Regions from separate parts of the Homo sapiens genome. Here region 1 is linked to region 2. A link is an interaction called in ENCODE POLR2A ChIA-PET data of the cell type or tissue named here. Cell type or tissue: MCF 10A. All regions are shown on one strand. Links, peaks and the distances in the headings refer to the core of each region. The heading gives the core; the rest is flanking DNA. Region 1 overlaps CDH1 (cadherin 1). Region 2 overlaps CDH3 (cadherin 3).

Evidence for each region. ChIA-PET counts read pairs that join two places held together with the same protein. Peaks named below come from ENCODE experiments on the same cell type or tissue, not always from the same donor. Only the 100,000 strongest peaks of a DNase experiment are listed, where the experiment ranks them.
Region 1: POLR2A ChIA-PET joins it to region 2 with 11 read pairs; 3 of 35 experiments call an interaction of 5 or more read pairs at or near these places.

The regions. Positions count from the first base shown.
Region 1 is chr16:68,754,804-68,757,713 of GRCh38, reverse strand. The region is part of intron 2 of CDH1 (cadherin 1); the gene reads right to left. Among named protein-coding and RNA genes, the nearest start is that of CDH1, 19 kb to the right of the region's middle. RefSeq lists enhancers at 220-269, 314-458, 950-1,049, 1,043-1,187 and cis regulatory regions at 386, 1,115. In MCF 10A, for the core only: no CTCF peak of the experiment used is centred there; DNase peaks (open chromatin) are centred at 1,303 and 2,023.
Region 2 is chr16:68,666,760-68,669,669 of GRCh38, reverse strand. The region is part of intron 2 of CDH3 (cadherin 3); the gene reads right to left. Among named protein-coding and RNA genes, the nearest start is that of CDH3-AS1, 22 kb to the right of the region's middle. In MCF 10A, for the core only: no CTCF peak of the experiment used is centred there; a DNase peak (open chromatin) is centred at 1,269.

The DNA of each region.
Region 1 (2,910 bases), core at 173-2,672, 88 kb before region 2:
CAAAATCACAGGAAAAGTAAGGGTCCAGTTGGGATTGGAATCCAGGCAATCCTGCTGCATTCCACCCTCCCAGTTCATCTTCTCTAAGAGAAGCTCATAGGCTAAAAGAGAAATAAATGCTGAAGAGTCAAATCTCTGTCAAAACCAGAAATGAAACCTCACATCTGGCAAGTAAAATGTGGTTTCCTAGGTTCAACAGCTTCCCAGGTATTTAAACACTCCCATGGTGGAAGTGAGAGGATTAGCAGAAAGAAGAATGAAAAATCATAACCAAATTACAAAGCCCAAAGAAAAATAAGTACAACTTACAGGAAGTTTCAAAATCAAAAACTCAGCTGGTTGCCATGGCTCACACCTGTAATCCCAGCACTTTGGGAGGCCAAGGTGGGCGGATCACTTGAGGTCAGGACCAGCCTGGCCAACATGGTGAAACCCTGTCTCTACTAAAAATACAAAAATTAGCCGGGCATGGTGGCGCTGGCCTATAATCCCAGCTACTCGGGAGGCTGAGGAAGGAGAATAGCTTGAACCTGGGAGGTGGAGGTTGCAGTGAGCTGAGACTCCAACACTGCGCTCCAGCCTGGGTGACAGAGCAAGACTCTGTCTCAAAACAAAACAAAACAAAAATCAGAGACTCAAAATACAGCTCTGAAACATCCAAAAACCTCAAGGAGTAGAAGAGGGCTTTGTTTTGTTTTGTTTTTTGTTTTTGAGAGAGCGTCTCGCTCTGTCACCCAAGCTGGAGTGCAGTGGTGCAAAACGCAGCTCACTGCAGCCTTAACCTCCTGGACTCAAGGGATCTACCTGCCTCAGCCTCCCATGAAGCTGGGATCACAGGCACACGCCACCATGCCTGGGTAATTGTTTTTGTATGTAGAGACAGGGTTTCCCTTTGTTGCCCAATCTGGTCTCCAACTTCTGGGCTCAAGCAATCCTCCCACTTTGGCCTCCCGAAGTGCTGGATTACAGGCATGAGCTACCGCACCCGGCCTCTTTTTAAATGCAGACTTGAGACAAGAAGGCAAAAGTTACAAGAAATACAACCACAAATTCTATTTTCTCCAGAAAATTTAGTCATGATTACAAGCCTGGGAGTTAGGTGGTAATGAAACCAGCCACATGAACGTCACCAAGCAGCTGTTATTTCTCCAAAACCTTTTAGCACGAAGCTAACAGAGACGAGATCTAGGGCTAGTATCTCCTGGGACTTATGAGTAAGAGCCGGCACCTAGAGTACCTGTCACTATAGAGGGTGATGTCACCGCTGATTCAACCTGATATTGAAAAACCTTACCAGGAGAGGCCTCTCAATGTCGGTGACTCAGGGCCCCACCCCACCTGTTCATAAAGTAAGTGCCCAGGTGTTTGCCTCACTGCTTATTCAAGGGATGATGTTTTCCAATAGGAAAGCCACAACTCTCCCCACCAACAAGTTGGTCATCTTGTTCCCTTTTTCAAACACTCCCACATAGTTGTGGTGAAGAATTTGTTGGGGAGGAAGCCTCGTACTGAAGGTGAGATTCCAAAGTAAGTACCAGGTCCTAGGAACACTCGTATACATGCACAAAAAAAAAAAAAAAATATGCCCTAAATGATGCCTGTTTAGAAAATATCATCCCTCTGCAGGAAGAATCTTTAGAAAACTCGGCTAGGCACAGTGGCTCATTCATGCCTGTAATCCCAGCACTTTGGGAGGCCGAGGAGGGCTTATCACCTAAGGTCAGGAGTTGGAGACCAGCCTGGCCAACATGGTGAAACCCCGTCTCTACGAAAAATACAAAAAGTAGCCAGGTGTGGTGGCACATGCCTGTAATCCCAGCTACACCGGAGGCTGAGGTGGGAGAATCGCTTGAACCCGGGAGGCAGAGGTTGCAATGAGCCGAGATCAGGCCACTGCACTCTAGCCTGGGCAACAAGAGCAAGACTCTGTCTCAAAAAAAAAAAAAAAAAAAATTTAGAAAACTCTGCTGGAGCAATATTCCTCTTGGGCAACATGCTGAGGGGTGGGGAGTGGCTTGGAATGAGCATTATTTCCTGGTTTGAATCTGATACCCTTTAAAGGAGATGTTCCTAAAGTGGCAGGTCAAAAGAGAAAGATAAATAAATAAAAAATGAAGGAGATGTGAAAATGAGCCCTCAGGATTCCTTCTCTAGAAAATGCCTGGCCTGGCCGGGCATGGTGGCTCAGACCTGTAATCCTAGCACTTTGGGAGGCCAAGGCGGGGGTATTGCTTAAGCTCAGGAGTTCGAGACTAGCCTGGGCAACGTAACAAGACCCTCTCTATTTATTTTAACAAAAAATTTAAAAATTAAAAGAAAAATGCCTGACTAGAGAACAGTCTTTTTCAATGACATGAATATAGACTTGAATGTAGAAGTCCAGTCCCCTCAAGATACAGTCCAATTCTATTTTTTTTTTTTTTTTTTTTTTGAGACAGAGTCTTGCCCTGTCACCCAGGCTGGAATGCAGTGGTACGATCATGGCTAAACCTCCCAGGCAGCTTCAACCTCCCAGGCTCAAGTGATCCTCTCACCCCAGCTCCCAAGTAGCTGGGACTACAAGCATATGCCACTACACCTGGCTAATTTTTGGATTTTTTGTAGAGGCGGGGTTCTATCATGCCCAGGCTGGTCTTGAACTCCTGGGCTCAAGAGATCTACCTGCCTTGGCTTGGGATTACAGTCATAAACCACCACACCCAGCTGACACAGTCCAGTTCTAACATCTATTGAGCACCTCACTTCTTCTTCTTTACACAAATGCCATCCTTCTTAGTGATGACTGCCCCTAAATTTCTCCACCCCAATGCATAGTTTTTATCACCCTTCCTGCTGAGTTTTATTCTTTCTTCCATACATCACCATCTACCTGTCCCCTCCAATTAGAAGAGAAATTCCATGAGGACAGGG
Region 2 (2,910 bases), core at 94-2,593:
CTCAGAAGACTTAATCCCCAAAACTCTGAGAGCTGCTACCGCCCACCCCCCCCGCCACCCCACCAGGAGCTAGAAATCCTCTTCCCGCTGTCTACAAAATCTGCTTCCCACTAGAGTGTACAACTCACTCTACTACCCTGTCTTCTGGCATATTTCCACTGTTACATGGTTCCACATATTTGTAGCACAGTATCTGGGCTGTGCATCTATTTGTAGAAGGGACAGTGTCAATAATCAAGGGGAAGCCAACGGTCATGTATTATAGGTGTATGTGCCTCCCACTCAGGGTGCATATTCCAGATACATCTGAGGAGCTGGCCCCATCAGCTCTAAACTGCTTTGAGTTGGGTACAGAGCACAACCAAGGGGCAATGGTCCAGACTGATAGGAATAAGCTTCAAACACCCACTCTGCTCAGGATACCCAGCTAAGTGTTTTCCTACCCAAATCCTCACAAAATAACCTGCAATGTGGTATTACTTCTCCCAATCTGACAACTCAGGAAACAAGAGGCTGCCAGGGGTTGAACTGCCCCAGGAAGCAGCAAGATCAGGTTTCAAATCCTGAAGGCAGGGAAATAATGAAGAATACGAAATTTGGAGTCCAGAAGACTTGGATTCCAATCCCTATAATGTCACTTATCTATCACATGATTGGGCAAATTGTATGATTATATAGAAGCTCAGTTTCCTCATCTGGAAAATGAAACAATACCTACCTCATCAGGTTATTAGGAAGATTAAATGGGATAGTGTTCAAACAGCACTGAATACTGTGCCTGGCCCAGAGTAAGTAAGGTAAGCTCTCAATAAAAAGGTACCTTAGACTACTTACAATTAACCTAGGCTTCTGACATCCACATCCTGGCCTCTTTCTATGTATACCATCGAAAAATTCTCTCTCAAAGTGGGAAGAAGTTAGCTACAGCTGTATGCTTTACTCAACGGATGAAGCTGATCAAAGATGGTGACACATGGGACCAGAGGGCACAATAGGGAACTGGCTCAGTCTGCATTTGGAGAGGGCTGTTTTGTAGGGGTCCTCTGTGGTTTACCAGAGGAAGCAGAAGACGGAGATTTCATGAAAAAGCTGGCCTTTCTAGGGAAACTTGCTAGGCACATGTAGGAACATGAGTAGTCTTCTCTGCAAGCTATGAGTCAAGACATAGTAAATGGTAAGCCCTGGGGCAGATCATTACAATTTCCTCCCAGATGCTTCCTGGCACCACTGGCTTGTATCACTAGTTTCATAATGAAACTGATACGAAACCAGGTCTCATCATCACTCATCCCTCCTTTACCCCATCTTTTAATAGTCAGCGAAGTAAACTGACTCCTGTTCCTAACTGCAGCATGGTTCCACAAGGCCACACATCTTGGCCAAATCACGGGGGCATGAATGGGCTTGCATCAAACTCTTTCTGGGGCAACTTGATGATGAGCACATGGGGCAATAGTTCAGAATTTAAGGCTGGAAAATGAAAGCCTAAACATAGCTCTTTCTTCCACACCCATCCAGGGCTTCAGACAGTCATTTGACCGCATTAGCCTCAGTTTCTCCCACAAGGATTCTGAATTACAAGGTCAATGAACCTGATGAAGAGGTGCCTGCTCTACCAATATAAATGGACAGCTTTTAGCACTGAGCCTAAATGTACATTCCCTAAAATACTGTCGGGGAAGGGAAAAAGGGAATCAGTAACCTGAGGCTGCTTCTAGAGAAATTAACAATTAATATCATAGGACACATTATAGGTAAAAATAAATAAAAAGAGAAATTAACAACAAAAAAGCCAGAGCTCTATGTATCTGCACTCGATAGAAGACATCCAATGGAAACCAGGAGTCTCTGGCCTATGTTCAAAGCTCCTCTCTAAAGATCATCCTGCCAAGCCTGGCCTCGGGTCCTGAACTGGCGCCACTAATAAAACTTGGGCAAGAAGAGTTTGGTCCCTGGGGTACTAGAGCTATTGGGAAAAGAAAGCTTTTTAAATAGACTTATAAGAATTGATGGATGCTGGGCTAAGAACTCATTCCTCTTATGTTCCAGGCCTGCTTTTAGGTTGGAATTTGCCTAGACACCTCCATACTCCCAAGGGAATACCCTTGAAGGTCAGGAGCTTGTCTCTTCCTGGAGGTGCTATCTGGTCCTGATGTCCAACATTACTGGATGTTCTGGCAAAATAAAACCACCCATCTTTCCGTAGACAAAATGTCCATCAAGTGATCACTCTCCACCAATTTCCCTACTGATCTCTGGGTATTTTGACTAGAGGAAAAGGAAAACATCATCTTAAACATATTGTGGCCAAAAGGCAGCCTGGGGAGTTGGGGGAAGAGATTGCCTAGGAAATTTCTATTCTAGCTTGCTTTAGGGACATACCTAGCTCACAAAACAAACAAATTTGTCCTTATAGCTATCACTACCTTCTGTTAAGGGATTGGGATAAGAGGGCACCGGGGAAAAGTAGGTGGAAGTGACTTGAAGAAAGATTCTGGCATTTTTCCTAAGTAAAACTACATATAGAAAAAAGTTCACCAACTAAGAAATACAAATTAAAAGGGCAAGTGCTGTGTCACAGTTGGGAACCGGGTGCTGCTATATATTGCTAGGGGTGGGGGAATATTAACTGGCACAACCTTTCTGGCAAATTAAAATGCCTTAAACAAGCCCATTGACCCAGGAATTGTGCCAAGATACCATCCCAGATGTGACAAAACCATACCTGCCAGGATGTTCGTGACTTGCTTAATAGGGAAAAAAAGCAAAAAAAGGTCTCAACAACCTAACTCTCAACAGAACAGTTAATTATGCTGTGCCACAGTCACCCAAATGCCTAATCTACAGCCTTAAATACTATAAAAGAAAACCTACCCAGGAAAAAGTATTTTGCAGAGGGGGGAAAAAAGC